Linked DNA regions of Mus musculus: all the other regions are linked to region 1. A link is a loop called in an ENCODE intact Hi-C map of the cell type or tissue named here. Cell type or tissue: left cerebral cortex. All regions are shown on one strand. Each heading gives the region's core, and the rest is flanking DNA. Links, peaks and the distances in the headings are about the cores only. Region 1 holds the start of Gm30005 (a long non-coding RNA gene). Region 2 overlaps Galnt2 (polypeptide N-acetylgalactosaminyltransferase 2). Region 3 has its middle 9.4 kb from the start of Gm30081.

Region 1 (10,432 bases), core at 1,711-9,710:
AGAAACATTCCATACACATTATCGTATCACCTGGCAAATTCTACATCAAGGTATCTTTTTGTTGTTGTTACAAAAAGACAAGAGTTTGAAGTCCAACAAAAAACTGGCCCATAACTGTCTGTGGTGTGGCAATTTTACTTATCCTTACCAAGAATTTGCAGGCTGTTTGATGCTGTTGTGCGCTGGATCATAACCGGCCTGGTGTTGCTTCCCTTTCTAGTAGAAGAGCTATCATGTGTGTTTAACTAGGACTTGTTGAGTGCAAGCATGTAGGAATGAATGGGAGAGATGACTCGGGGGCCCAGTGACACAAGGAGTCTGGGGCCTGGGAAGATGGCTCTGCTGAAGTGCTTGCCATAGCACGAGGGCCTGACCTTTCTCTCCAGCATGACCGAGGAAAGCTGGGCACAGTGACCCAGGTCCTGGGGAGGAGAAGACAGGGAGGATCCCCTGGGCTTCCAGGCCAGCAAGTCGATTGTGAGCTCAAGATTCAGTGGGACTCTATCTCAAAAGTAAGGGGGAAAACAGTTGAAGATACTCTCTCTCCACACACACACACACACACACACACACACACACACACACACACACACATGGATGACATAGACCTGAAATACCTGGAGAGGCATGGGTGAAAAAACAGTCTCTCACGTGTTGGCTTACTTCCTGTCCAGTTCTGAAGGTTTTACATTTTCATTCCGTCCACTCAGGAAGTTCCCTGAAATGCCTTTGCTCTGGTTCTCGGAGGCAGAACATTTCTGGGTTTTTCTTTAGTACATCTTAGCAAATCCTTCTTGGTCCTTTGATGGGGTTGTGTGGGAGGGTGCCTCCTGCCAGCTTCCTTCCTTCCGAGCAGCCCAGTCACCTGTGACAGATGGACACACAGCAATAGAAGCTAAAGCTGCAGAATAATAAAAGCTCATGAAAAATAAATGTCTCCTGAGAAGCAGGCGTCTTCAGAGCGGCCCTCTCCGTCACACCAGCAGACAGCATGCTTAATTTGCAAATGGTAGTTCCCAGGACAGTCCCTCTTAATTTCCATCTAGGAGCATTCTTTCTCCCTTTTTGAACATGCAGCATAAAGGGTTTACTGTACATAGGAGGGAGAGGAGATCTGCAGACACGGAGTGCCCTTTGGATGTCAACTTCTGTAGGAGCTAAATTATTAGAAGGTCGGCAGGAAGGGTTTAGATTACAACCTCTACCCTTTATTCCTCCAGGAACAAGAGTTCCTCCCTGGAAAGAATCACTTTCCACTGATCGACCCATTATACAGCTATTTAACTGATAAGACCATCAATGACTGGGAAAGTTGGGATGTTGCATGTTCAGAGCCTAATTGCAACTTATTTTGGGCTATCTCTAGCCCCGTAAGCAGCCATTCCTTGTCTACTTCTGTGACATCTTGGACTGTATAAAGTTAGTAGATGTCTAGCTTCCCCCAACCCAGAGGGCTAAGTGTGTTCTCAGACAGCATCCAAGGCCACAGCAGCGATCTTCCAGCTTGGCTTAGCCAGTTTATCTAAAGTTCCCACCGGTGGATTTAAAAAGAGTATAGATTTATGACTTTTCTATGTTGACACAAGGTCTTGCTATATAGCTCAGGATGGCTTTGAACTTGAAGCAATCCTCCTGTGTCTACCTCCTGAGTGCTAGGATGACAGACACATGCCACCATATTTGATTTAGCGTCCCCATTTAAATCCCAAGGACAAAGGAAGCTTGTCACCACCAGCTAAAGAATAGTAATGAAAATGGGGTGCTCCCTGCCCAGTGGATTCGTGTCACCTGCAGCCATTTTCCCACGTTCCACCCCAGCGCGTGTCCACTGTTCACCACTTAGGATCCTGCAGGGGACCCCAGGGAACCCCAGGGGACAGAACAGCAATCAGAAGGAATACAGTTCCTGGCTCTGTGGGGCACGGAGACAGGGCCTGCACTGAGCAGCCAAGGGCCCATCCTATGGGAAGAGGAGGGTGGGAGATGCTGAGCATTCCCAGGGTGGAAGCAAATGAGAGATGGTTTCAGGGACCATGTGGCCTACACAGTAGACAAGGACCCTGGCTCCTGTGAGCCTGCAGATCCAGCTGTGCTACCTTTCTGGTGTGGAATCCAGATGTTTTGCCGCTTGCTCAAAAAGCCTGGGACCTCTCTCTCCCAAGCAGAGCGAAGAGCAGAGTATTTAGCCCTGGAGCAGGCCCGGGAAGCAGGGCAGAAAGGACTGAAGTGTCAGAGCCGGAGCTGCTGGTAAGTCCTAGCCATGTGATCTTCTGTTCAGGATCGCACTCCAGTCTCTCTCGCCAAGCAGACATAGATAAAATTATGTCCTTGCCAACAGCAAGGACACGTGCGGGCTTGCCCTCGCATTGTCCCGTAATGCACACAGTCGCCCTTCTCAGGTTCACTGCATCTATCGTCAGTGTCCTGCAGGACACTAATGCTATCACATCTGTGGAGCCCCAGAGCTTGCCCTCTGCCTGCCTGGCTTGTGTGGGAAGTGCTGCTGGTGAGGGCGAAGACAATTTCCTTCCCGTGAAACCACCCCCAAGGTGCCTGGTGATAATTACTCTGCTGCCCACCACAGCGCCAAGTCTTGAGGCTCAGAGGCACAGTGAGGTGCGCACGGAGTCCACCACAGCAGTGTATGCGGGGGCCAGGCTTGCCTCCTTGACTCGGTGCATCTTTTCCATCGGTTGGGATTTTGAGCACGAAGTCACTGAGATGAGAGAGAGAAAGAGAGTGGGTTATGCTGCAGTAATTGGAATGAAGGCACAGCTGTGACCTCTGAATCATGGAATGTGTGATTGCTTCATTGGGGCTGCTACTGCTTCAGGAAGCATAAATACCTGACTGGGACTGCCTGGCTGCTTCTGCTAAGAGCTACTGAGCTCCCCCCAACCCCCAGAATTGAAGAGTGGGCCTTCACCTTTCCAGATGTCTACAGGCCACTGGAATGGGTGCTTTAGGGAAACTGTTGTCTTCTGTCAGGACCCCACCTACAGGGGCCACTAAAGGTTTATTTTGTTGTTGTCCTTTTGTTTGGTTGGTTTTTTTTTTTTTTGCCCCTGGTGAGTCTCAGGTGTTAGCAGAGGACTTAAGTCCTGTTTTCTCTGCTGGCAGTTCTGTCCTAGGGCCTCTCAGGGAGCAGAAAAGAGTCCACTTGGTTCCATCTCCAGAACACAGAACTTTGCCCTGCCTTCACGATCACCAGTCTCTGCAGAAGAAAAGATGTATTGGAGAGGCACCCAGGGCACTCTCTTGGACAAAAGAGCAGCACCAGGCACCATGCATCCATGGGGGTTCAAGAAGGAAGGGGGGGGGCTGGAGAGATTGCTTAGCGGTTAAGAGCGCCAACTGCTCTTCCAAAGGTTCTGAGTTCAAATCCAGCAACCACATGGTGGCTCACAACCATCTGTAACGAAATCTGATGCTCTCTTCTGGTGTGTCTGAAGACAGCTACAGTGTACTTACATATAATAAATAAAGTAAATTAAGTAAATAAATGAGTAAATAAATATTTTTTAAAAAAAAAAAGGAAGAGGAAGCTCCCCCAGAGCCTAGTCACTCAACAAGAGACTAAGCAGATGTCTGTCTGTCTGTCTGTCTCACTCACACACACACACACACACACACACACACACACACACTGTGCTTGTGCAACTTTTCTGGGGAGATGTGAACAAATGCTTATTTACCCCCAGATTGTGGCATTGACCTTATAGGCCAAAGAACCAGTTTTACCTAAATCTGGCTATGGGAACCAGTGAGTTTATTGCGGTGACTTAACAAGAACATGTGTGACTCAGGTGCATCACTGAAAAGTCCCGTCCCAGCATGGGAGATGACTTCCTGAGAGCCGTACAGATAGGGACTCACCAGTTAACCTTCCACCCTTCATACTTTCTAGAACTTCTTGACAACCCATGCAGGGCGTGGGTGGGAGTGAGGCACAGATCTAGGTAGCTAGAATCTTAAGCAGGTCCAATGACCCTCCCTACTCTCCCCTACTATAACAGAATGTTAACAGACCCAACCTATCAGGACCTCCTGAGTGTGGGTAATCACTATGAATTTAATAGCAGACATAGCCATTGCCATCTTGTTCCTGAACGGTAGAGTCCCCCAAAACTCACACGGGATACACACACATCACACTTACACTCAGCCAGGAGTCTGTGTAATCAACATGACTTACAATATGTGACAGGACATGTTCATAGACTCCTCCTACACAGTGACCTACACTGTCTTGGGTTTCTACTGCTGTGATAAAACACTACAGCCAAAAGCACCTTGGAGAGAAGAGCTGAAGCAGATACCACTGGAGGGATGACGCCTACTGGCTTATTTCTCATGGCTGGCTCAGCCTGCCTTCTCATACAGCGCAGGGTTGCCTACTCAGAGTTGGTATCACCCACTGTGAGCAGGGCCCTCCCACATCAACCATTTATCAAGACAACATCCCACAGCCTTGCTTACAGGCCAATCTCACAGAGGCGTTTCCTTAATTAAGATTCACTCTTCCCCAGATATGTCTAGGCTTGTGTCAGCGTGACAAAACCCAACCAGCACACACAGTCACCCACTCAGCCGCACATACATCGTCACAACAGGAGCCATAGCCAGAAGGACCCTCAAGGCTGCTCAGCGGCTCTGCTGCGGCTGACAAGCAGCCTGGCCCTGTCTGAGGATGGATGGCTGCCTGGAGACCTCTTGGAGGCCAAACCCTGAGCATTCTCCCCAAGAAGCATTAGTGTCTGTGATGGTTTGTGGTAGTTTGAATGAGAATGGTCTCTGTTCCCAGTTGGTAGAAGTTCTTGGGAAGGATTAGGGGTGTGGCCTTCTTGGAGGGGGTGTGGTCTTGTTGGAGGAGGCATGCCACTAGGGCCAGGTTTTGAGGTTTCCAAAGCCCGCATCATTCCCAGTTAGTTTTCCGCCTCATGCTTGTGGATCAGGCGTAAGCTCCAGTGTCTGCCCGCTGCCATGTTCCCTGCTCTGCTCCATGCCGTGATGGTCATGAACTCTAACCCTCTGGAATGGTGAGTCTTAAATTAAATGCTTTCTTTGTAAGTCACCTCAGTCATGGTGTTTGTCATAGAAGTAGAAAAGTGACTAAGATATGGTTAATACTGATTGTCACACCGACAAAAGACAAGGCATCTGCATATGCCTGTGACAGGTTTTTGATTAAGCTCATTAAAGAGAGATGGCCCAACCTAGATGTAGACAGTACCATCCGATGAGCTGAGGTCCTAAACTGAGTAAAAAGGAGAATAAAAAGGGGAGAAGACGGATAGAGACCTGCTGAGCTCCATGCCGCTCGGAGCAGGTGGAAAAGATACCCCACGGTCCTGCCCACTGCCATGCCACACTCGTAGGCTGTAAACACCTAGCAGTCCACTAGCAGCCAGGCCACGCAGACAAGGTTACCCAGAGGCCTGCCAGCCACAGAGCCTGCCTGCAGGAGGAGCCACCACAATGTGTGAGTATGCGGTGGTCAGATGGAAGAGAAAGAGAAGTGAGGCAGTTTGAGCACTGTGAAAATGGATGGAGCTGGAGGCCTGAGGATGGAGAGGAATAGCCTGCTGTGAGGAGCCAGTCCTGCTGCTACCTGGGGCCATGGAGAGGTCTAAGCCTGAGCTTCCAGCTCTGGAAGAAGAGCTGCTCTCAGCTTGGCAAAGGTCAGTATAAAAGGCAAGTGACTGGAGGCAGGTTTCCTTCTAAGCAGAACTCTCTCGGCCCTTGGAAGGTCTGTCAGTGTTTAAAGTCAAGCAAAGAAAGTGACGGTAGAATGGCCTGAAAAACCAAGAGGCGTTGCTGGTCGGCGTCTGGTGGGAAGATAGTTGAGGTCTGGGGATAATTTAGTAGCTGTGGGCCCCAGGCTGCCTGACTGTATAAAGATTGCCTTGTCTAGAAAAAATAAGGACCTTCTACATAGGCCTGGTGGCCATGGGGTGTACCAAAAGGTGTTCCCTGATGTGACCCAGGCCTTGGGCAGCTCAGACTGCTGCAACAAAGCCACCGAAGGCCGGGTGGTTGGTGGACAGCACATACTCCTTCCCTGACATTCTAGAGGCTGAAAGGCCAAGATAGCAGTCAAGCTCCGGTGTGGACCACTGTCTGCTTACCTTGCTATCACCTGGTCAGTGTGCAGGCACCTGTGCCCAGGGGGCTCCAGCTCATTCTCTGGTCATCTCCCACAAGCCCCATCTCTCAGTACAGTCACACCTGGGGATGAAGTTTAAACAGGAGTTGGGAAAGGGACTGAAACATTCAACGCCTGACACTGGCATCTTTAAAACCATCCAAGAGTTTTGTTTTTTGTTTTTTGTTTTTTGTTTTGGTTTGGTTGTTTTTCTTTTGTTTTGATTTTTTTTGTTGTTGTTGTTTTTTCTTTTTTTCAAGACAGGGTTTCTCTGTGTAGCCCTGGCTATCCTGGAATTCACTTTGTAGACCAGACTGGCCTCGAACTCGGAAATCCGCCTGCCTCTGCCTCCCGGGTGCTGGGATTAAAGGCGTGCACCACCACTGCCCAGCCATCCAAGAGTTTTATCAGCTTGGGAAAGAGTGTCAGATGATCAGACAATGGCTTGAACTTGTAAAATATTTGAGCAGCACATTTACCTGAGACACGGCGACAAATATGTCTGCTGTTTACAGACTCAGCAGAGCTGTTTGCAAGGGCTCTGTGTGCATGGGACATTATAGAAACTGTGCCTGTGGCATCCAGCAGGGCAGAGACAGTAAGAGGGGCTCTGCTGTAATTACTGCTGGAGTCTGCCCGCCTGAACAGCTTTCTATCTATAGGTCACAGCTTCTGTGCCCTTCCACACATGTACCGTGCTAATGTTTTACATGTATTTTTTACTTTAACCCAGCAGCCTTCAGGGAAAGGACCCAGTGGAACATCTACTTTGAGGATGGAGAAGATAAACTCAGAGAACCACTGAGGTACCCCAAGTCAGTAGCCATTACCAAAGGGTAATGGTCTCAAAGGGTAGAGTATGATAGAGGTACCGTGACTCCAGGCTTAACAGACTTACCCACTCCATCTGTTTTGGCTGGAACTACAGCTATTTTGAAGTTGAAAAAACTGTAAGTAGACTGGCTTCTATTTATTGGGCTCAAAGCTGTGAACCTTTTTGGGAGTTAGCATCTTTCCAGTGGTAACTCTAAGGACCTGTATGTAGATATAGACAGATGCTAGAGTTGACACGGTGGGCCCAGCTGCCTGAAGTCAGCTCTCTTAGATTCAAGTGTTGGGCTCTGCCAGGCTAATGGATTGTTGCTGCCCAGGTAGCTCTCAGAGCCAAGGCCATGTCCTTACCAAGTCTGACCTGGAGCCAGCCTGTTGGCCAGAGGACATAGAGCAAGTCACATTGAGTCCACGGTCTGCAGTCCCCTGCTCTGAAGAATCATCTCAACTGTGTGACAAATTCAGGAATTTCCCAGCTGGGCTCCTCCCACTCCTGCTTTGACAGTGGTTCAGGTCTGAGACTTCTGTGGTCGTGGTTGGGGCCCAGACAACAGCCTGTACCTCCGGAGGCAGGCCAGGCTGCTTTCACACTGTCTCCAGGTGGAGAATGGTGAAGAATGCTACACACTTTTTTTTTTTTTTTTTTTTTTTTTTTTTTTTTTTTTGCAGTAGCAATGCCAATGGTTGTTTCTTTGTAGCGAGTTCTGCTCCAGGCAGTGGGTCAGGGGTTCCTGCTTCTGTTGGTCTATTTATGTCATCACGATGTAGCTACTTTCCTTACTGGGTCAGGGGAAGAAGATAAAGCAAATGGAAAGACACTGAAACATCCCAGAGCCACTCACCTGCACTGAACTGTGGCACCTGTGGTCAGCTTTTCCTTCTTCTTCCTTCCTTCTCTGTTACCGGTTCCTCTCTCCTCCTCCTCCTCCTCCTCCTCCTCCTCCTCCTCCTCCTCCTCCTCCTCCTTCTCCTTCTCAAGGATCTTGCTATTTAGCCCGACTGGCCTTGAATCCCCATCCTCCTGTCTCCTCTTTCATTTTCTCTCAATCTTTCTTTCTGTTTCTTTCTCTCTCATGTCAGGTTTAATTAGAGACTTGGAGCCACTAAGTGGCCTGGCTGTATGGTTTTCTGATTCGGTGTGAGGTGAACCAAGGCCCTCTTCCTGAGGCGTGTGAAGCCACAGACATCACCTGGCCATGCCGGATCAGTGTAAGTCACCTTAGGAGTTGCACAAAACTTCTCTGTGGAGCAAGTGGACCCTGCCACTAGACAGAAGAACTGGAATGGTCGAGTGAGCCCAAACCCTGTGAATCTCAGACTTGAAAACGGTAGACATGGGGCTAGCTCCCTGCCTAACTCTACCTGCTCTGGAACTGATAACCACACCCTACTGAGAGGACCATGACAATCAGTCAAGTTCAGTCTAACATGAAAACCTGGAGTTCTTCATGCTAATGAGGTATCTAGATAGGACCAGAGTGTTTAGCCAATGAGCTTCCCTTCCTGGGCATTTCTTCCCACAAAAGGTTTATGTAATCCCTGGTTCACCCTGAGTAAGGTGTATGCATTCACATTTGCCATCGAATAAAGCAGTTTGGACAAGCAAAGCCCTTCTCTTCATCAAGGACCTCCACAGGGGAGGCCAGCCATACAGAGCCCCGCCTAAATCTCCCGGAGAAGGTCTCTCTCCCAGCCCCTCCGTACTCTCCAGACTCACTCAGAACCAAACCAGGTTCTGCCTCCATCTTGGGCTTTGCCGCCTTCCCTTTCCTGCCTGCACTGGGGATCCCTGTTCCCCGACTCCCAGTGGTACCCTGGCGGCTCTGGGTACACAGGAGATAGGGAACAGGGATCTGCAACACCCATCCCAGATTCTGGGGCTGAAGACCTGCATTACCGACTGTGTTCTGCCTCCCCTGAGCAGTGGAGAGGCTCTGGGCACCCCATCGGGGGCAGGGGCAGGACACAGCCCAGGACTCCTCCAGCAGCCTTCACACTCCCTGAGGACCTCCTTGTGGCCTAAGGGACTATGGAGATACTTCAGGAAAGGCCACCTAGGAGAGGTGGCTTAGGAAGTCACCACAGTCACCACCTACCCACTCCCAAATCCTTCCTGCCACCAGATCTCAGGGCTCAATAGTGGCCACGGTCTGTATATGAGCAGGGGTTGTGTTGTGGCAGGGACTCTCTTTCTCCAACATTCCACCTTGTCGTATCAAGTCTGTGTCCTGGAAAGGTCAAACACCATGTGACTTAGAACCTTAAATAACAGTGGTTCATAGGTCACCTGGGTCCCTATTTGGGTCAGACTCTACTGACCAAATAAAGGACCCGAGTTCCATTTGTCTTTTTCTGTAGTGCTGGGACTTGAACCCACAACCTTGTGCTCATAGGCACACACTATCACTGGGCTACACCTCAGGCTTTCAATTTTTTTAAACCAGGAACTCAGGCTCCAGAGTCCTGATGAGAGACCCAGGCTCTGGTGTCTTGATTTGTCCCTCCTGCCTGCCCTTCACACTGGGACAGCCTCTGAGCCTAGATGGCCCTAAGCTGAGATATCACACACTGTCTAGAATTCAGGTATTGTCGACACCTGAGCTCTGGGTAGGCTGGAAAATGAGGTTTATCTTGTGCTGGGCCGCATCAGGGATTCTGATACTGAAGAAGGAAATCAAGATGTGGGGCTTCCAGGGTACACGGCCAAGGCCCCCTCTGTCCTCAGGCCTGATGCTTAGCAGAAGGACCCTGTCTCCTGACCCTGACAGCTTCAGCCAGGGACTGTTCTTCAGCTTGAAGCACGGTTTGCCTTGAGGTCACCCAGGTTGCTTAAAGAGGCCGCTCCCAGAATAACAATGCTTTCCTACAGACAAAGGGGAGCCATGCCGAGCACAGCTTCAGCTGTGGGAACAGTTTCACCTTCACTTTCTGAGCACAACACCTGCTGTGAAGGAGGGATGAAGCCCAGCTGTTTCTACTGAGGACAGGCCCCTGGCTGGAGCCTTGCCCGCTCTCCCTCACTTCCTTTCTGGTCGGTCTGTAGGTTCCCAGGCATCTCCACCACGCTCTTGGGCTTGCTCAGGCCCATCTGGACTCACCCTTCCAGTTCTGGGCCTTTTTCTCTGGTGAACAGTCAAGCTGAGACAGGAGGCGTGACCCAGACAGAGGCCAATGGGACGTCGGTCTCTCCCCAGGTAAACTGAATGTGGCTCTAAAATCAACAGGCCCACAGGGTAGAGATCCAAAGCAAAGGGAGTTCTCGTGACAGACTGTGCGGTTGGTAGGCAATACAGTCTGTGTGTGACAGAGCCTTTCCCTGGAATCACAGAGGCTCACTTTACCTGATGAACTGAGGGCGGGGCTCAACCTCACCATTGACTTGATTTTTCTTTGTGATGGGAGGAGTTGATTCCCTAATCCCCTTGGGATTTTTTTTTTTTTTGAATTTATTTTACT
Region 2 (10,432 bases), core at 1,370-9,369, 210 kb after region 1:
GCTGTTGCCCTGAGCTGTCACCCGAGAGTTGCTCTTCTCTGGTGACCTTGGCTTCTCATTTCTGAGGCCGAAATGCTCAGTGCTTCCTGGAGCTCACTAGAAGCATCAGGAAAAGGCAGGAATCCGGAGTTCAGTGAGCCCAAGGCCGATGAGAATTTCCCTGCTTACTTCAGGTCTCTCTTTAGCTCTTGCTTCGCCTTCTTCCTGCCGTCTGAAGAAGCCCTTCAGGATGTAATCTGGTTAGATTGAGATCCACCAGACTTTCCTAATGGGGGGAGGAGGAAGCCACTCTGCTTCTTGATTGGTCCCTGAGGGCCACATCCAGGGTATGGGGTACTGTGATTTCAGGATGCCACTGTATCCAGTGTCTATGTGGTTCCCACTAGGTAGACTGTTATGTGATGTGATGAGCTTATGATCACATGTGGAGTGTGGCCAAACGTATCAGTCATTCTGAAGAGAAACAGTGAGGTCACCTACCTACCTACAAGCAGGCAGCCTCCCTCTCCTCCAGAACAGCAACGCACTGGAGGGGGCATAGCCAGCTTGCCTGGCTCTTGGTAGGATCCTCATGCCTGCCTCTGGAAAGGGCATAACCTTCCTTGACATGGGGGAGGCTGAGTGGATGTCTCTGGAAGCCAGTGGTCACCCACCAGGTGCCCGGTGTGTCCCAGGACCACCACTACCATCCTGATGGGTCTCCCTCACCTCTGTGCCACAGGAAGGAGTGTTCCTCTTAGTGTTGGGTTTCTACTTGATATTACTGCCACGTGGTCTATTTTAGACATAGTACCCGGAGGTTGTCGAAGTCTTAAGTGATGCCCACTAGCCTTTATCTGCATTTGGTAGCAAGGCAGCTAGCTCTGGGAAGGTGTCAAGTTAGCCAGGACCACACATCGCAGCTAGACTCTGGCAGCTCAAGGTAGAATGTTGGGAGTCTCTGGCCTCTTTCTTCTAGTGTGGTCACATGAGAGATGGCATCTACACATAAGGACTTTTGTCAGCCTCCATGTGCACCCACTCTCCTGGGTCCCCCATAAGTACAGAATAGTGCAGCACCCAGATCCAGGGCTACTGGCTCAAGCTGTGTAGATGGCATCAGCCTTTGTTTCAGAGAGGTTTGATGGTCTAGGACCTGCCTATACTTGAGGAGCAGCTGGAGTTGTCTGTCACTGTGCCCACGAGGCCATAGCCAGCTTCTCACCCAGGGAGGGAGGGAGGGCAGAAAAACTGTGGCCATTTCTAACCCAGTGCAGTCCATTGCTCCAAACCAGTATTCTTCATGACACATACCAGGATGTAGTAGTGCCAGACGTCAGATCATGGATAGGAGGCTCCTGGCTTCATTTGAGCAGTAGCATGTGGACCTGTGGCTTTGGCTCCCTAGGTTTTGTCGACATTCTGCCACTTCCTTTGAATGTGTCATACCCCCCCCAACCCCCGTGTCAACCTAGATGAAAACATGATTCCTGAGACTCTGGGCATGGGGTGGGAACTTGAGTTTATTGCAAAGTGAGTCCCATGTAGGGAATCACCCCTGGTGTCTCATGAGGATCAAGCATGGTGTGTGATCACCACAGAGGTGGCTTTTAAGACAGGTGGGAATAGGTCCAAAGTTCTGAAAATCATGAGAGGGGATGGCCAGGACCCTGTGCTGTCTGAGCAGCTGGGGACCAGCCAGCATGTGCTAGAGGGTGACCATGTATCTGGTCAGCTAGTCTGTCCCAGGACTGTTCCTGGGAGGCAGAGAGAGCTGGCACCCTCCCCCAGACAGCCACAGTTTCACTGAGGTATACAGTGTTTGCCCTCAATTCTGTGATCTGGGTCTCAGTTTTCTTCTCTTTGGAATGGGATGCTGGTATTGCTTCACAGATGTGGTAAAGATCACACACAGACTACAGGGCACCTGAGAGCTTGACAGCCCCAGAAGGTGGGATGTCCACAGGAAGCATCTGCTTCAGGAAGGCAGTGCCAACTGTCTCACCGAAATGCAGATGTGGCGTCTGGTGGGAGCATCTGGCTTTCTGTGCACATGTCCAGCCTCCTATGAAAACATCATGGGCTGATGTTCTCCTAACAGTCCAGCCGTGGCTGTGTGTGCTCACGGGGCATCGGTGCCCATGGTCCCCTGACGCTTAGTCCAGCAGTGTGCTCATGCTAATAGCTATATTCTCGCAAGGCTACTTTGGCTTCTCCTTGGCCAGTTTTTGTTTTTTTTTTTAAAGAAAATAGATTTAGTATGAAAAGTGGTGTTTACCAAAAAGACATAGAGACAGACCCAGCATTGCTCAAGTCTAGACTGCAGGGGTGTCTCTGGGTACTCACCTGAATTCCTGGGGACCTTTGGAGTCTGGCCTATTGTGTGGACTACACCTGAGGAGTAGACCAGACCTACAGCATTTCTGCAAATAGCTCTCTAGCCAGGCACAGTTGGCAACCGTAGGCCAGGCCTGGCCAGATCGTCTGCTGCATCAGTGATGCTGAGAGCCATGTAGATTTATGATTCTACCCATAACATATTTGTGCTGGGTTTAAAAATTATTCATGAGAATAATTTAAGAACATGAAAGAGTTGGAGAAGTGGAAACAGCACCCAGCACTCTCAGCCAGCATGAGCTTCCCCGTGTCTCGTTCCAGGCTGGTCCATATGGATGGGTATTTTTAGATAGTTGTTTTATTGTGTACATAAAATTTGGTCTCCTGCTTAACATAAGCATTTTGCATATTTGATGTGGTCTTTATCATTATAATTTTTAACGAATGCATAATATCCTCTTAAGGGGCTGTAACATAAATTAACTGCTTAGTGGAGACTATTTTAAGTTTCTTCTCTACTTGTATAAGTAATACTGTAGTATTTACGCATAGAATGTGTTCCTTATTTGGCATTAGTTCATTGTGAAAACTCTCCAGAAGCCCTTGGGTAGATGTGGGAGGGGGAGTGAAGCCCAATCTCAGGGCCTAGAAAGAGCTGCGGGTTGGGGTTCTGATCACTCTCCTCAGGGACTTGCAAACACTGAGCAGGGTAGCCTTGTCAGGATGGTTGGCACTCTGGGGAGGCCAGTCTTTGGATCAGGTGTGATAGATCCACCTCCTATTGTTACATTGTAGCAACCACCTTTTCATCTTGCCTTCCTCATCAGGAAAATGAGGCCAGCAAAAGCACAAACGCATTGTGAACGAAGACTGTGTTAAGTAAAAGGCAGACCAGATGGGGAGGTAGCAGATTAGGCTGTGCTATTTGGGGCTCCTTCATCTGGGACCCCAACTGGAAGATGCTGGTTCTGCTCCAGGACCTGTGTTGGGCTGGCCCCTCTGCTCCCCTGATCCAGATACACTGATGGGGAAAGCCCTGGATGCACTGAAGAAGGTGTCTTCTGAAGGGCCACCAGGGTCCATGGTGGCTACATGGGACCTGATCATCCAAGATACAGTGGATCTGTTTGTGAGTGTTTGAGGCTGACATGGACAGACAAACTTCTGGTAGTGAATAGGGCAGGAAGCAGCATGGTGTGAATAGGCTATGGCCACACCAGCCAGGGAGACCCCATCTCCTGCTCTGTTGCTCTCTGCTGCACCCTCACCCTTGGCTGTACACTGTGAAGTGCTGTCTGACTGCCGAGCCTTTCCACCGCTTTCCTGTCATCTGTTCGGAAGTTTTACTTTATTTTAAAATGTGATCAACTGGTATGAGTCACAGGGAAAAGCATTTGCTAAAAACCACTCCCTTTCATGTGGAAGACATTTTCTAGTCAAGCTTTTGACATGCGTCACTTCTGTAATATGAGGGGATCTGCTTCGGCTGGAGCCAGAAGCCCAGCACAAGCAGAACTGGGGCCAAGAGAGGGCTGTTGGCACCACTGCACAAGCAGGATCTCCATTTATAGGCAGGGAATGGATGTGGATGCCATGCCCAGGTCACACCCAGCTCACCCACGGACTTCACCGATTTACCATGAGGCCCCTGCCTCAGCCTCCGAGAACAGGACCGGACCGAAAGCTGAATTGGTTCCCATGGCTCCCAGACACACCCAGGTGTGATGGCTCCTGAGGAGCGTATATTTGGGCTCAGAGTGTATAAGGCCACAGTCTCTAATCCCTGCCCTCAGGCTCCCGGGCTCCTAACATGTCACCTAGACCCTCCTTCCCCAGGAGATGCTCTTTAAGGTCACACACTCAGTCCACAGATCTGCCCAGACAAAGCCAGGCTGCAGCAAGGCACTGTGTAGTCAGAGACTCCTACTGGGAGCAAGATGGCATTGCACCAAGGCCCTGTGGCACCTCTGATCCTCCAGTAGTGCAGTCAAGAGTTGCCTGAGGTGACAGAGATCTTCCCTACTGAGTCTCAGGAGCCCTAGGGGACTGCTCCTGGTGGACTGGGTCTCTGGCAGCCATCACTCTTGTGTGTGGCTGAGAGCATTTGGACAGAATGCTTTTTGATGGTTGTGTGTGTGTGTGTGTGTGTGTGTGTGTGTGAGTGAAAGGTTCCATGGTGGAGCACCAGCTACAGTGCTCCAGAGGGTTGAGTGCTCCTGATACTGTCCCATGAGCACACATAGTGAAATAAAAGCACAGATGACCTTTGTCGTAGTGTGCCTGTGACTTGTGGTCAACGAGTGTATACAGAGCACATTAACTCACACCTCACTGAACCTTGATCTCCACAACCTGCTTGGTACAGTGAGCATCTCTGGGTAGAGCAGCCCTCTCAAGGCTGCCTGGGACCTCTCAGAACTGGGTTTTCATCTCCTCCCTTAACGGCTGACTCTCTGCATGGGCTGTGAAGTCTGTTGCGGGCTCCTCCTGTTCTTCAGGCGTGTCCCAGTGCCACCCCTGTAAGGTGAGGCAGGAAGATTTACTGCTTACCTCTGTGCACACGGTGTGCAAACAGCTTCCGAGGAGATCCATGGATCCGTGAGGCACACCTGTGGTGCCAAGCTGCCCCTCAGCAGCCAGTGATGGGGAGGAGCACCCCTCATCTTCAAGCCGTGCTCCCATCAGGCCTTGAGCTCACAAGTATAGCCCAGTTGCTCTCCGAGGCCGAGGGGTCAGTGTTGCTGAGGTCGAGTTGAGGAAACCTGTAATGTAGTGTGGTCCTCATGTGGGGGTTGGGGGCCTCTCCCAGACTGGGTGCCCCCTTCTCGGTGGATTAGAAGCACGTCGTCCGGTTGGGTGGGTGGTTTGGTGCGCTCCTTTGGGAGGTTTGTAAGAATTTTAGGAGATGATGAGGTATATCTCCACAGTGCAGGCCTGGGGGCTGTGACCCAGCCTTTCTGCCCTATGTCTGCTCCCCAGTCTGCTGTTCTCATCTCCCACGGCCACAGGCTGCCCCAGCCACACCTCTCCTGGGTGACGGGCCGTATCCGCTAAAACCGTGAGCCAGAGTCAGTCCTTTTCCCTTACGTGGCTGCTTGTTGGGTATTGGTCACAATAAGAGCAGCCAGCAGGGAAAATGAGGCTCTGACACAGTGAGCAGGAGGTGCCTTGCTCTGTCTGGTGAGCCCTGTCTACAGAGTCCTGTCATTTGGGGGAGCTCTGTCTGGGGGAACATGTGGGGTTTCTTCTGCTCCACCATGGTAGAACCACCTACTCCAAGGACTCAGAAATAGCCAGCAGTCCCTGCGTCCCTCTGGGTCCCTTGGTGGAAATACCTGGCTGTAAGAGGGTGGTCTGTAGCTGGGAGCTGTTCTGCTCCGCGAGCCTGGCTTTGGGCTGAGTGGTACCTTAGTGGGTTTGGGCGTCTGAGTTTTGAGATGAGCTCCAAGTCTGAGTAAGCCTCTTTCAGAATCTGGCGACCTGGCTTTTTATAAACGCAAGTGCTACTGTTCTGCTCAGCCCCGGTGATAATTACTGAACAGTCTCTAAATGACGCTGACAGGTGACATTGAGGAACCCGACATTCAGGAGTATTTTGGGGACTTGTTCTGTGCCTGACCATATGGTCTAGTAGCTAAAAGGATTTAACATCGACAAGATGTGTTTCAAAAGGGAAGATTTCAAACTGCCTGTTTATTTTCTCCCTTCTTCCAGAGGAGTATTTTTATGCCTGTTACAAACATGGCAGAAGCCATGTGTTTATTGCCTCCGCCCCACGAGCACAGACCTGTCACTAGGCAGACTCCGTCTTCCTTCCTCATAGCAGGAGAAGCACAGTGCCTGGTCCCCAGCCTGGACCCGTGGGCTCTGAGCACGGGGCTTCACCACCTGGAACATTAGGGCATTCTCAACAGGACTGCTGGTCTGGTCTAGATGGATTGCTAAGGTCTGTAGATGCAGGAGCCTCCAATCGATCACGGGATGGCGGGGCCGGTGAGAACGGAGCGTGTGAACAGCATTCTTAGATGTTCGCCACACACTTGAGGGCACCACACAAAGGGATTCGAGACAGTTCCTGGGACCACAGAGGACCTGGGGGTCTTGAATGCTACATGCTGCTGTGAAAGGCCACCAATGGCAGCCACGGGCTCACAGCAGCTCGCCTAGCCTCCCAGTTTTAAAGCCCAGTGAGTAGTGAGACCCTGTTATCACTGACCCTGCCTAGCACCCCAGACTCAGGCTCAGGTTGTGTGGGAAGAAATTTGTGTTGTGAGAGAAATGCTGAGTTGACCTGGCTATGTTGATTCTGTGACTGCCACAGACTAGGGCTCGATTGGAGCCACCAGCTCCGGAGACTACCTCAGCGTTCCGTCTCGTTCAAGGTGAAATAGCTGGTCCGGGAGCCAGAGTGTTTGAGAGGTCGAAAGCCCTGGTGTGTGTGTGTGTTTGGGAGTATTATTAGTCAGAAAATTTAACAAACCAGCTATGAAATAGAAGTGGGCTCTTAATTAAAAGATAGCACCGTGCAGCCTGCCGGGCCGGAGTGGGCTGTTTTAGTTTTTAGCATCATTCCCTCCGTTGCAAAGCCACCGTCTGCTGTGTTTATAGGGTCACTGTACAGTCATCACCAATGGTGGGTTGGAAGTTTATTTATAACGCAATAATCAGAAGAGCTGATTACAAGGATCGTTTTAGAATCTTCTGGCTGCGAGAAATTGTAAATAGGGTCCAGATGCGTGCTCAAACATTTGTCACTGCGTGGAGGCAGGAGCGCTGGGAGTCTGGGGAGGCTGAGACGCGTTGGCTAGGTGGTTTGGAGCAAGTGGGTCAGTGTCCATCGTTAGCATTCCCCCACCCCTCCCCCTCTGCACACTTCTCCCACCCACCCCTTTGTACACCCCTCCCATGATAAACCAGCCATATCACTATACTGCAGAAGCCAGGAGAGGAAGGAAAGGCTACAGAGAGAGGAGGCGCCGAGAACAGGATGGCTTCCCGTAAATGCAGATTATGGTCAGAGCAAGTGACACCAGGAGGAAATCTTTCTCTGATCCAGCACAGCACATAGCAAAGCACACACAGCCAGCCCAGTCCAGAGAGTTTGGCTACATGGAAAGCAGGCCGGGCCACCAGGGAAGGTGCCTACTGCCAGGATCCCCATCTGCAGGAAGTGGGCTTCCACAGGGCTGGGCCCATGGGAGGCCTCCTGTTTGGGTTATGCACAGAAACACTTTTCGTTCACAGCAATCGGATTTAAGTGGGCGGAACGTGCATTAAGTTGTGGGGCTGTGGGGCTGTTGTTTAGTTTGATTTAATGTTGATAAATGACAGCCGATTGCTTGCCCAGATGGGTGGGATAAATTCCACCAGAACTTATGTCTTGCTCTGCAGGCTGGCTCCACGGCAGTCCCCTGTGAGTTCCTGGTGTACCATCAGTAGGATTAATATGCCCTTTGACATATTAGAAGCTCAGAGGGCCCAGACCGTAGAGATTTCCCAGGAGCCCTGGTCCCATGACTCAGCCACTACGACAGTGCTGTGCTCAGCACATGGCTGCTGTGGTCCTCATTGGAGTCCTGCAGAGATTGTCCTGCACTGTCTCCCTAGAGCGTAGTCTAGACGTCTCTGGGTGATTATGAGGATTGCCCTACGGTGGGAGCACTCCCTGCTCTGCTCGCTGCTGAGGTCCCGGCGTGATGGTATCACAGAACCACTCTGAAGCAGAGAAGCTGTGAGAAGGTGAAGCCACAGAAACAGACGACTCACTCGGTGTCTTTGTTTCTCCAGGGTGACTGGAATGACATCGACTCCATTAAGAAGAAAGACCTTCACCACAGCAGAGGAGATGAGAAAGCACAGGGTGTGGAGACCCTCCCTCCAGGTACCGTGTCTGAACTGGGGCTGGGCTTCCGTGGACCTCCTAATTGTTAATGGTCTGAATATAGTGCCAGGGCGGTGGCTTAGGGCGGTGGCTTGGGGCAGAGAGAGAATGACTTATGCTTCTGGACACTGCCCTTTCCTGTCAGGACCTTGGTGTGTGGTCAGCAGAGTCTATCGAGAGAGAAACAGAGTAGAGGATAAATGACAAGGTCTGAGCTTACAGGTCATGAAAAAATTTCAAACTGACTTGATTTTTTTTCTTTTTCTGTTAAAGAGTTTTAGGTTCACAGCAAAGTTGGCAAAAGATCCAGAATGTTCACATGCCATGCATGTAGCTCCCACTGCCTGTCTGTATCTCACCACGGTGGGACACAGGAATGGGCTGTGAACTGCATTAAATCAGGGTCACCACCAGAGTCCACAGTGAGGATCATGCTTGGTGGTATGTAGATGCCAGTAGAGGCCAGAAGAAGGTATCAGGTCCCTTGGTTTTATAAGCCACAGGAAGTGGGACATGAGAGCTCAACCCCAGTCCTGTGTAAGAGCAACGTGCCCTCTTAACCACTGAGCCATCTCTCCAGCCTTAGCTGGCCAAGTTCTAGCACTGGATGACCATCCACTGCCTGGCTCTACCTCAGCTTATTTTTGCATTCACTTGCTGAATGGTGTCTTGGTTGCTTCTAAGTTTTGGCAGTTGCGAATAAAGTTAATATATAAATACTGATATTTCAAAACACAGCTTCTGTTCCAAAGGGAACTAGCAGTGGCTGATTCTAAACGAGTGACCCCAGCCTAGGAACATGGGTTGGGTGGTCCTTGATGACATTGTCTACCAGGGAAGAGATTCTGTGAGATTTTATAATTGTAGAAAAGAGAAACATCATGAGATAAGGCGTTCCCCCGCGCCACCATCAAGGACAGCTGGGAGACACGGCAGCAGAGCGGAATCTCCTAGGGTTTAGACAGGGAGTTTCAGATACAGGGATTGGAGACTGGCTGTGAGGAGACTAAAGGAGGGAGAGATGATGCTGACTAGACCTGAGATGTTTGTGTGTGGTCTCCTAGAATTTTATTTATGTCTAAGGCCCCTTTGAGTTAGTTTGTATGAAAGATGGGAGTTGCCTGTCTAGAGTCCTGAATTGATCTGGTTATGGGTGTCAGCTGTTGAAAGTTTACTCTTTTGCTGGGTGTTGGTGGTGCACACCTTTAATCCCTGTACTCAGGAGGCAGAATCAAGTTATTCTCTGAGTTCAAGGGCATCCAAAATGAAGGGAGGGAGGAAGGGAAATAGACAGACAGAAAGAAAGAGGCATGACACTGAGACCCTGGAGGAAAGGAAGAGGGCCTTCAGAGAGAGGAAGCTGCATCTTGCTGTTGTCTCCTTCAGTGCTGAGTCTGACGAGTCCGGAGCTTTGTATGCTTGGGTGGAGACTGTAGCCATGGGATTTATTAAACTGGATGCACAATGAAAAGACCTTTCTCCAGGTTCAGGAGAACCTGAATGTTTATGAGGATGTCTTAGCCGCAGGTCAGTTCCAGGTGCCATGAAAAGGAACACGGATGCGAGTGTGTCCTTATCAACTGGCTCACATCAGAGGCTAATGGGTGGATTTGACCGGCAGCAAGTGGAGTCCTGGCACTAGAACTCTGCTTGGGCCAGATGCTGAGAATAAACTGAAGCTTATTTATTTAAAGTTCCAGATGAGTTGCTGTGGACCAGTGGTTTTCAACCTTCCTAATGCCATGACCCACAACCATAAAATTATTTCATTGCTACTTCTTAACTATAATTTTGCTACTGTTACGAATTGTAATGTGAGTATCCGATATCCAAGATATCTGATATTTGACTCCAGGGAAAGGGTGGTTCAACCCCTGAGGGGGTCTCCACCCACAGGCTGAGAACCACTGCTCTAGATTCTAAAAGATGAAATTGTTTTTTGGAGGTTTTAATGTTAGTAAACTAGAGTTATTTTCCCCTCCATTTTACTTCCCATTCCTGCATTTCAAAGTTGCTTTCCCCCCTTTCAAGACTTGATGGTTAATAGAAACAATGTTTCAGACAGCAGGGATCCAGTGTGATACTTCAGGTTTTCCCTGAACACTTGCGTTTGTCATTAGAGATGTGTTTTTTCTAGGTATCAGGGATGCAATGTCCATACTTAAATGGGGTGACAAGGAGCTGGAGAGATAGCTCAGCCAGTAAGAGCACTGACTGCTCTTCCAGAGGCCCTGA
Region 3 (10,432 bases), core at 1,680-9,679, 79 kb after region 1:
GACTGAGCAACGGTGAGTACCAGAGTTTGGGTCCCAGCACCCACATAACAAGCGAGGCATCCATCTGGCCCACACCTGTAGCTGCAGCTCTCAGAGGCTGGAAACAGGAAAGTCACTGGATATCCTTGGCTTCCAGCAGAGCTGACACACCTCAAGCTCTAGGCTCTGAGAGAGAGCCTGCCCCTGAAGATGGAAAGTGATGGGGAGGGAGCCCAGCACTTTCTCTGGTCTCTCCATAGACACGTACCTACACACACACACACACACACACACACACACACGCACACATGCACACATGCAGGCACACACACATACAGGCACACACACATACAGGCACACAAAAATAAATCTTTTTAAAAATAAGTGTTCAGGATCCACAAATTAAAATATAAAAGAAGGCTGAAATGCAGTAATCTAAATCAGATTTGAAAATAAAGTTTCTCATGGGGTGACTAGCCCTGAGGTGAAAATTACTTCCTTTTTCTATTTTCCTGACCTTTGATATGGTTCAGTAAACTCTTTTTTTTTTTTTTTTAGGACAATGCAGTAGTCCTTAAAAGGGTCGCTAGTGCTCAGGATGGCAGAGATGGGTGTTCTCCTTCCAATCTTGCTATCACGGTGACGTTTTCGGTGTTATGTCACTGTCCTGCTCATTGTTTGACACAGTGGAACCTCCTCCCTTGCTTTTAACTGTGCACACAGCAGCCAGGACCCAGCCAGCTAAGTCAGGATGACACAGAGACCTGCCTATGACAGTGGAAGGCCCAACTGGCCCAACAAAGGAGGGGTAGGCTGAAATGGCAGCTACTTTGGCTTTGTCGTGTGTGTAAGCTCTTCTGTTGCTTGCTGGTGGTTTTTTTGGTTTTTTTGTTTGTTTGTTTCATCACATGGGCAAAACAACAAAAAGAATTTCCTACAAGAAAAACAGGCCGCACATTTCCATCCCTCAAGACAGCAGAAGACAAACGTAATGTACACAAACTCAACATCGGTGTTTGCAAGGCTCAAACTGCTGAGCTCCTGGAACCCAGGACATTCAAATCAGTCTACGGGCCTGGATGTCTACCCAGGAAGCTCATATTGCTTTAAGAGAACCCGTAAGCCGCCAGTGTGATGGGTGGCAGGAGATGCATTTAAGTAGCAAGATTTTCATTTAGGCCTGACAACCGGTCTGTTAATTTAATTTTGCTGTCTGCAGTCCCCAGCTTTCCCAGTTACATTTGTAAAGGCAAAACATTGGAGGTTGTGTGGCTCGACAGAAGGGAAATTCTCAAACAGATAAACGATGCCAGTGTCTAGTGGTGCCACCCAATCCTTCAAGCAGAAGATAATTGAAGAAGCCACTGTGGTGAATTTTTCCATGGGCTTCACATATATTTTTTTTTCAAGCAAAGCATCTGGGAAGTTCTCTCTGATGGGGATGAGGCTGATGGCCTTATTGTAAATGCGATTACAAATTCAGTTAAAAGTGTAACATCAGCCGGGCAGTGGTGACACACGCCTTTAATCCCAGCACTTGGGAGGCAGAGGCAGGCAGATTTCTGAGTTCGAGGCCAGCCTGGTCTACAAAATGAGTTCCAGGACAGCCAGGGCTACACAGAGAAACCCTGTCTTGAAAAAACAAACAAACAAACAAACAAACAAAACAAAATAAAAGTGTAACATCAGAAATGGAGTGTTTTGTTCAGTTTCTGATTTTCGCTGAAATGTCTAACCAAGCCCACACACATGCTAGGCACGCGCTCTACCGCTAAGCCACACCCCAGCTTTTTATTTTGAAGTAATGATGTGAATAAGCATACCAAACTGACAAGGCATACAGCATCGACTTAGAAGTAACATCCCCACTAAGAAGCCAACAGAAACTACATTTGGCTCTGGTTTTGGTTCATGCATATTGAGTAATTAGATTTTTTTAAGCTATGGTTTTTCTGCCAGTCAAACAGCAATAATCAGCATCAAGACTTTAAGTATCAGAATCGACTATACAATGTAACGTTTAAGTATCAGAATCGACTATACAATGTAACGTTTAAGTATCAGAATCGACTATACAATGTAACGTTTAAGTATCAGAATCGACTATACAATGTAATGTTTAAGTATCAGAATCGACTATACAATGTAATGTTTAAGTATCAGAATCGACTATACAATGTAACGTTTAAGTATCAGAATCGACTATACAATGTAATGTTTAAGTATCAGAATCGACTATACAATGTAACGTTTAAGTATCAGAATCGACTATACAATGTAATGTTTAAGTATCAGAATCGACTATACAATGTAATGTTTAAGTATCAGAATCGACTATACAATGTAACGTTTCTGGGGTCCCTAGCTTAGCAGCTAGGACTGTGTCCTGCTCAGTGTGTGTTTCTGTTCTCTGCAAGAACAGGAGTAGAGTTCCCAGGCCCCACATACAGCAGCTCACACCACCTGTCACTCTAGCTCCAGGGGAATCTGATGACCTTTTGTGGGCTCTTCAGGCAACTACACAGATGTGGCATACACACAGAGATGCTAACACATATATTAAGAAAGAAAGAAAAAGAAAAAAGCTCACCTGCAGAGTCATTGCCCACCTCCATCTACAGGACACTGCAACCTGGAGCTGCAGGCCCCTCACACTTTTGGGGGTCATACCCTAATGACCTCTCCACTTCCCTGGGTAGTCTCTGAGCCACCCAGGGCTGATCTTGTATGGAACCAGTCCTTTGATTGAAGCCACATTCCTCTGCTGTAAGACGGTCACCTCTGCTGTGAGAAGGTCTCTCCACTGGAGCGGATTTTCTTTTGTCTCTGGGTGACTTAAATCTCCATCTAATTTTTTTGTGTTGCTCCCCAGGTTTTGTTTTATGGTGGGGTTGCCCTCCTGGCACGTCTCATCTTTTCTGAGACAGAAATAGCCACTTCAGGCCTTTAATAGCTGGGCTTTTCAATGGTCATGCTTGGCTGGGTGGGCCTGAAAGTGAGCACTGCCACTCAACATTGGCAGATGAGCTCGTGTGCGGGCAACATCATCACAGCCCAGGCCAGGTGAAGGCTCTGAACAGAGTGTGTCACGCAGAGTGCCAGCTTGAGGAGCAACAAAGTGTATGACTTCACACTCACTCTGCCGGTTGCCTACAGGACACTTGGGCCATAATGGTGGTATCCCTCGTGTTGGGCTTCCTGGCTATATTTGTTACCACGATGAGCATGAAGTGCATGCTTTCTCTGTGGGAGAAGACGAAGTGACGAAGGCCCACTTAGTGGAGACTGGAGGCATCGTTTTCATGGCGGTAGGTCTTGCTGCCTTGGTAGCATGTTCCTGGGTTGGTCGTGGGATTGTCACAGACTTTTATAACCCTCTGATGCCTGTGACTGTCAAGGATGAGTTTGGTCCTGCCATCTATATCGGTTTTGCGAGGTCTTCTCTGGTCTTCCTGGGAGGTTTGCTGCTCCCTGGCTCCTGACCTGGCATTGAAAGCACTCCACTCCTACCCTACGTCCGAATCTGCCAAGGAATATGTGTGAGCTGGGGTGCTCAGGCTGTAAGCAGAGTGTGGGCGGAAGGCCCCCTGCTCACTCCATCCCTGAACACCATGTACAGTTCTCTGGTGGGGTGGGGTGGGGGTGGGGGCTGGGAGAAGAAGACAAAGGCTGAGGAGAGTGTGTTCTTCGTGCACCAACGAAAATTAAGTTTTAGAGAAAAGTTAATCTTTTAAAATGTAATGATTGGAAGCTGATACAGATACAAAATCTTTCAGCAGGACAATGTGGACTTTCTCTATTGGCCAACACTGATCATATACTAAAAATATAGAGTTAACCAATGCATTCAATAATGATATGGAAGTCTTGTAAGAAAATCCTCTAAATTTGGGAAAGGATTTTTTTTTTGTAAATCCACATAAATCTTTAATCCTGAGAATCAGTGCATGCAACACATACACACTCACACACACTCATACACACATACATACACACTCACACACACACACATACAAATATACTCACACACACTCATACACACATACATATACACTCACACACACTCATACACACATACATATACACTCACACATACACACACACTCATACACACATACATATACACTCACATACACTCACACACACATACTTATATACTCACATACACTCACACACACATGCATACACATACACACACACACACACACTCACACACATACATATACACTCACACACTCACACACATACATATACACTCACACACATACATATACACTCACATACACTTACACACTCACACATACACACACACACACACACACACACACACACACACACATTTTCTTTTAGAATTTTTAGCACTTCCAGGGAATTGAATGCATTCAAAGAAAGACTTGCAAATAAGGAAAAAAACAAATTTATCTCTCCACTGAAGTGAAGAAAGCATGAAATAAAATGAAAAGGGCAGTGCGCAAGCGTTAGTCTGGAAGCTCTGCTAAGTGGGCTTTGGAATATTCTGAGTCTTGGTATCACACTCCAAATTTAGCCAATGTTATTTTACTGGAATCGTGTAAAATTGAGAAAGGTTATGCTTTTTGTAACATCGAAATTTGGTGAAACACTTTTGAGTAGAGGTAACTTACTTGGCAGCTTTTGTCTTCAAAGAGTCTGTTGAAGGAAGACACTGTGAACAGGCAGTCCCTGTGTGGATATTTAAGCTGAAATGTTTCTGTACTCTGCAGCAGAGCTGGTCCTCCATGTGGCACAGTGCAGTCTGAGTCATCCTGTACCCAGGGACTGTGTGGGGAAGATTTTCTTATGTGACCCGTTATAGACATGTGACAGTTGACATGTGGGCCCTGGGGTCAATTCCTTGCATAAGAAATAAATGTCGATAGAAGAAATACCAAAGACAGCAACGATTTCAAACAAAACTGCAGAGGCAGGTTTGAAGATCAGAGACAGTTCTGTAAAAACATGCAATATAGGAAGACCACACAGAAGAAAGCCCCCGAATGCCTTTAGGAGAGTGATGGTGTATACAGATCTCTCTACATCATAGATATAATAAGCTGGTCTACATACATGAATGTGTAACAGTAATGACTATCATCATTTTATATTCTTTCTTTCTTTCTTTCTTTCTTTCTTTCTTTCTTTCTTTTTTTTTTTTTTTTTGGTTTTTCGAGACAGGGTTTCTCTGTGTAGCCCTGGCTGTCCTGGAACTCACTCTGTAGATGTAGACCAGTCTGGCCTCCAACTCAGAAATCTGCCTGCCTCTGCCTCCCAAGTGCTGGGATTAAAGGCGTGCACCACCATGCTTGGCTTTTTTTTTTATTATATTATTATATTATTTCTAAAACTCTAATCAGCATAAAGAAGTGCTTCTGAAACTTGACTTCAGTGTGCCTAGATGTCTGCTCTTCTTAAAGAAAACTTCCTTGTTAAAGTTCTATAGACAGCAGGAAGTTGCAGATCCATTGGTAGACAGATCACTCCTCAGCCAGTAATCACTAATTTTAAAGTAGTGACTGTATTGATTACATTTCCTGTTGCTGAGTCAAAATCCCAGACAAAAGCAGCTTAAGGAAGGAAGGAAGGAAGGAAGGAAGGAAGGAAGGAAGGAAGGAAGGAAGAAGGGTTTATCTTGGCTTACAGTTCTCGAGTGCAGTGCATCATGGGGGAAGGTATAGCTGCAGGAGCCTGGGGCCACTGGTCACAGTCAGAAAGCCAAGGGGGGGGCGGTGGCTGGTGCTTAGCTCACTGTCTCCTTTTTGCAATCTGAGACTCCAGACTATGGATGGTGCTCCCCATTGTTTTTTTGTTTTGTTTCGTTTTGTTTTTTGGTTTTTCAAGAGAGGGTTTCTCTGTGTAGCCCTGGCTGTCCTGGAACTCACTCTGTAGACCAGGCTGGCCTCCAACTCAGAAATTTGTCTGTCTCTGCCTCTCAAGTGCTGGGATTAAAGGCGTGCGCCACCACGCCCAGCGGTGCTCCCCATTGTTACAGTGGGTCATCCCTCCTCAGTTAACCTAAACTGGAGACCCCTGTACATATACATCTAGTTGTATCTCCTGGGTGATTTTAATTCATGCCAATGATTTAGTAAAGATTAACCATCATAAAGGCTGGGGAATATGATTCACTGGGAATGAGAGCTCTCTCTAAAGCATGCAGATGTGAACGCAAATCTCCAGCATCAGCGTAAGAAGCATGGCATGGCTGTATGTATCTATAAACCCATCCAGCACTGGGAAGCAGAGAAAGGCAGATCCTGAGAGCTTGCTGGCCAGCCAGCCTCGCCCAAATGGCCGGCTTCCAACACATAGCACAAGACCCTGTCTCAAGGAAATACTGTGGAAAGCAGAACAAGAAGACATACAGTGACCTGCTCTGGCTTCCACACTCTCACATGGATGTAACACACATACACACACACACACACACACACACATCAATCGCATATCCCAATGACTTAAAACCAATTTTAATAATTGTGATTTACTCTCACAATCATATGGACTTAGCAGGTATGTGGTAATGTGTCCTTTTATCTATCCCTCTGCCCTCGTGGGCACTTCTACTCTTGGCCTCTGACATGCTCTGGCATGCTGAGCTCTCTGCCAGCTCGGTCTTCTGCACATGAGCCGCTTACTGCAGTTGTTCAGGGCAAGCCCAGCCAGCCTCATGGTATGGAATACTCAGCTTTATTCGTGTCTCTTTCTGGGTTTCTGGGAGCTCTTGCTCTCTTGCCTTCTTGCTCCCGCTCTGTCCCCTTCCTCCTTCCCCACTCTCTTTCCACATGCTCTTGGGGGCCTCCCCCTCCCCCTCCCCCTCCTCCTCCTCCTTCTTCTTCCTTCTCTCTCTCTCTCTCTCTCTCTCTCTCTCTCTCTCTTTCTCTCCCTCCCTCCCTCTCTCCCTTTCTCTGCCTCTACAACCCTCTTGACTCCCCTCCCCATGCCCTGAATAAACTTTATGCTATATTAAAAAAATTGTTTTCTGGGAGATTCATGGGGTTCGATAGCTCATCGTTCATTCATAATTTATTCATTTATCACTCCCCCACATGCAGACGAAAAGGGTACTAGGGAAACTGAGGCAGAGAGAGTCCCATGGTTGGGAAACTCCAGGCAGAGTGGGGTAGGGTAGCTCACGCTGACACTTTCTCCTCTGCCCACCTCATCCTGCTGGCTGCTTCTTCTTGTTCCCTGCAGGGCTGAGCCTCGGTCCATTGATGCCTCTTCTAAGACAACACAGTGTCAACTCCAGATGCTGAGAAGCTGGTGTGGCCACCAGGTATCATCTTGTCTACCTGTGGTTTGGTGGTACCACCTCTCCTAACCTGGAGTGTTGATTTCCACAGCCCAGAGAGGCACAGAAGCATGGGAGACTCCCTTCTCCCTTCACAGTGCATTTGCTGGCTGCTTTGGGCACATTGTAAACAAAGCCACACTCTTTCTTCATCTATACACACAGCACTGTTCCCAACCTTGCCACCCACAATGCAGCACCAGACATGCGATCTTCTTCTACCCAAACTGAGGCTTCTCTGTCTTCATTGAAGACCTGAAGTGCTGTTTCCTGAGTCTGCTTTGGTTCCTGTGGCCTCTTCCCAGAAGGCTGCTGTTCTGCTGCTATTCCATGCTAGTCAATAGCATTGTGGGAAACATGCAAAATCTTGCAGAGCTAGCCACTAAAAATGTAAATTAAATGCATTTTTAAAATGTGTGTTAGGAATTTTAAGAGAACAAGGAAAAGGAAATGGGGATGGATAGACTAGAGGCAAACCAGACCCAATGCCAACTCTGGTTATCCGACCAGAAGAGGTGCTACAGACAGGGCTGGCAAACAGGGGGAGTGTGCTGTAACTTCATGTTCAGAGAAACTGGGCCCTGTGGCCCCCACATGCATTCTCACCCATGAGAAGGAGCAGGGGGTGATAATGGGTGTGCATTGCCAGAAGCAGGTACAGCCCTACATGTGCACTGACCTGCGTTCCCTTTGGATAATTCCCAGGGCTACAGAGCAGCCTCAGGCCAGGCCAGGGCCTGCTGTTCTGATGCACTGATTCCCTATGGAACAGCACATAAACAGCTGGACCGGCAGCTGAGAAGACAACAGTAACCTAAACTCAACCCCAAGTGCAAACTCAACCCAAGTCCAATTGTGGTCCTGAATTCAAGCCCAAACTCAAGCTCAAGGACATGGGCAAGTTATAGTGGGAGGCCACCCCAGGCTCTGCAGCACCCCAGGATCTGCTGCTTGGTTCCATTTCTTTCTTCATGCTCCGTGACTGAAAGCTATTTTAAAGAACTCCTCTCCCTCCGATGTTATGGAGCATCTTCTTAAATGTCACTAGAGCTCTGCCCAGCCATTCTCTAAGCCTGTATCCCCTGTTAAGAGCAATGTTGAACAGCCAGCGTTTTACACTTCCGTGAAAGGAAACCGAGGCAGAGTTTAAGCGCTACACCCAAGGAGAAACAGCTGATACACGGAGAAGCCTGGGTGTGTTTCAGGTGGGCTCACTTCTCAGCCCTTGCCCCGGATCCCATGTGTGTGAGAGGACAGATGTCACCAGACAGACAGTTAACGGACTCCAGGATCTCCAGGAGAGTGTAATAAATGAGCAAATTAAAGCTACAGTAGAGACGGTGTGGACCACTTTGTACCATAGGATGCTCTGAAAAGCTGAAGAGGGAGCACATGCTTGACAGAGCGTGAGCAGAAGATGCCATGGCCCAAGGGTCTCGGAAAGCAAGATAGGGGAGCTTTAGCATAAAATACAAAAACGGAGATGAGAAGACACAGCCGGACAAAGAGGAGGATCCGCTTTGTACATACAAGAAAGAGATGCGACCAAGGTGTGATAGTTCATCTTCATGGTCAACCTGGCAGGATGTACAGTCACCGTGGAAACACATCTCTGGGTGTGTCTGCGAGGGGACAATGTGAGTGTGTGTGGGGGGGGGGCACCCTATGCTCGAAGAGTCTGAACTGAATAAAAAAGAGAAGGCAGAGCCGGAGAGATGGTTCAGTAGGGAGAAGCATGGATCATGCGAACCCGGTGACTTCAGTTTAATCCCTGGAACCCATCCAGCAGTGAAGGAGGGAACCAGTCCTGCCGAGTTAGGCTCTGACCTCCATATGCGTGCCATGGCCATGTGCCTGTGTACAGGAATATCACACACACTCTAGCAACAAGAGAGGGTGTGAGCTGGGCACCAGCACATCACAATCACACACACTAGCAATGAGACAGACAGAGAGGAGAGAGAGAGAGAGAGAGAGAGAGAGAGAGAGCAAGCGAGCTGGGCGCCAGCATTGTGTGCTTCCTTAGTGCAGATGTGATGTGACACGCTGCCTCACACTCTTGTCTTCCTCGCTGTGTTGGACTCTTAAAGTTGTGAGTCAACGTAAATCCGTTATTCCTTACGGTGTTTTTGTCTGGCGTTTTGTCACAGCCACAGCAGCAATAGTAACAAATGCACAACTTTAAGACCATTTGCTTTGGTCTGGATGTGACATATAACTCTGCCTACAGGATTGAATTCTGTATTCGTCAGTAAGTCCACAGCTGCAAAGCCCTTTTGTTAGTGGAAGTCCTGAACATGGGTGTACCATTCTCACCGCAGTGTGCTGTCTGCCTGTTCTCACCACCTGATGGGCACTACAAGACAAATTTGGGCTCAGCCAACATCCACAAGAACAGATTGTTTGCACCACTTCATCAAGCACCCTTCATGGCCCCAATGCTCGCTCCTTACAGTCTGAATCGCTATAATACCCAAGCCATTTTTTTAGAATAAAGTCTTAAATTAATTAATGAATTAATTGTGTGTCTCTGTGTGCCTGAGGGTGTCTGTGTCTATATGAGTGTGAGTGTCTGTTTGTCTGTGTCTGTGTGTTTGTGAGTGCCTCTGTGTGTGTATCTGAGAGTGTGTGTGTAAGTGTCTCTGTATGTGTATCTGTGTGTGCATGTGTCTGAGGGTATGTGTGTCTGTATAAGTATGTGTGTGAGTATCTTTTGTGTGTGTATGTGTCTGTGTATGAGGATGTGTATATTTGTGTGTATGAATGTCTGTGTATGTGTGTGCGTGTCTATGTGTGTCTATCTGTGTGCATGTGTCTGAGGGTATGTGTGTCTGTGTAAGTATGTGTGTGAGTATCTTTTGTGTGTGTATGTGTCTGTGTATGAGGATGTGTATATTTGTGTGTATGAATGTCTGTGTGTGTGAGTGTGTGTATCTGTGTGTGTCTCTCTGTGTATATGTGTCTGAGGGTGTGTGTGTCTGTGTGAGTGTGTGTGTCTGTTTGTGTGTATCTGTGTGTGTGTCTGAGGGTGTGTATGTCTGTGTGAGTGTGTGTACTGTGTGCATGTCTGGGTACTGCTAGCTGTGAGTGTGTGTCTGTGTCTGTGTGTGTCTGTAAGTGTGTTTGAGTTTCTGTGTGTGTGTG

What was found. Peaks named below come from ENCODE experiments on the same cell type or tissue, not always from the same donor. Only the 100,000 strongest peaks of a DNase experiment are listed, where the experiment ranks them.
Region 2: it touches region 1 in a loop (9-fold over the local background); 2 of 42 quality-filtered maps call a loop at or near these places.
Region 3: it touches region 1 in a loop (2.4-fold over the local background); 2 of 42 quality-filtered maps call a loop at or near these places.

Annotation. Positions count from the first base shown.
Region 1 is chr8:124,078,345-124,088,776 of GRCm38, forward strand. It overlaps Gm30005 (a long non-coding RNA gene), which reads right to left and starts at 10,259. Exons shown (of 6, transcript XR_879340.1): 1 at 10,075-10,259; 2 at 6,129-6,228; 3 at 2,097-2,716; 4 at 1-865. In left cerebral cortex, for the core only: a CTCF peak has its summit at 5,440 (motif pointing right); DNase peaks (open chromatin) are centred at 2,307, 2,743 and 4,450.
Region 2 is chr8:124,287,255-124,297,686 of GRCm38, forward strand. Galnt2 (polypeptide N-acetylgalactosaminyltransferase 2) reads left to right here. Exons shown (of 16, transcript NM_139272.2): 2 at 8,104-8,197. Among named protein-coding and RNA genes, the nearest start is that of Galnt2, 61 kb to the left of the region's middle. In left cerebral cortex, for the core only: a CTCF peak has its summit at 4,243; DNase peaks (open chromatin) are centred at 2,571, 3,747, 5,916 and 6,998; H3K27ac peaks cover 2,765 bases.
Region 3 is chr8:124,157,165-124,167,596 of GRCm38, forward strand. It overlaps the pseudogene Gm3889. Among named protein-coding and RNA genes, the nearest start is that of Gm30081, 9.4 kb to the left of the region's middle. In left cerebral cortex, for the core only: no CTCF peak of the experiment used is centred there; a DNase peak (open chromatin) is centred at 4,708.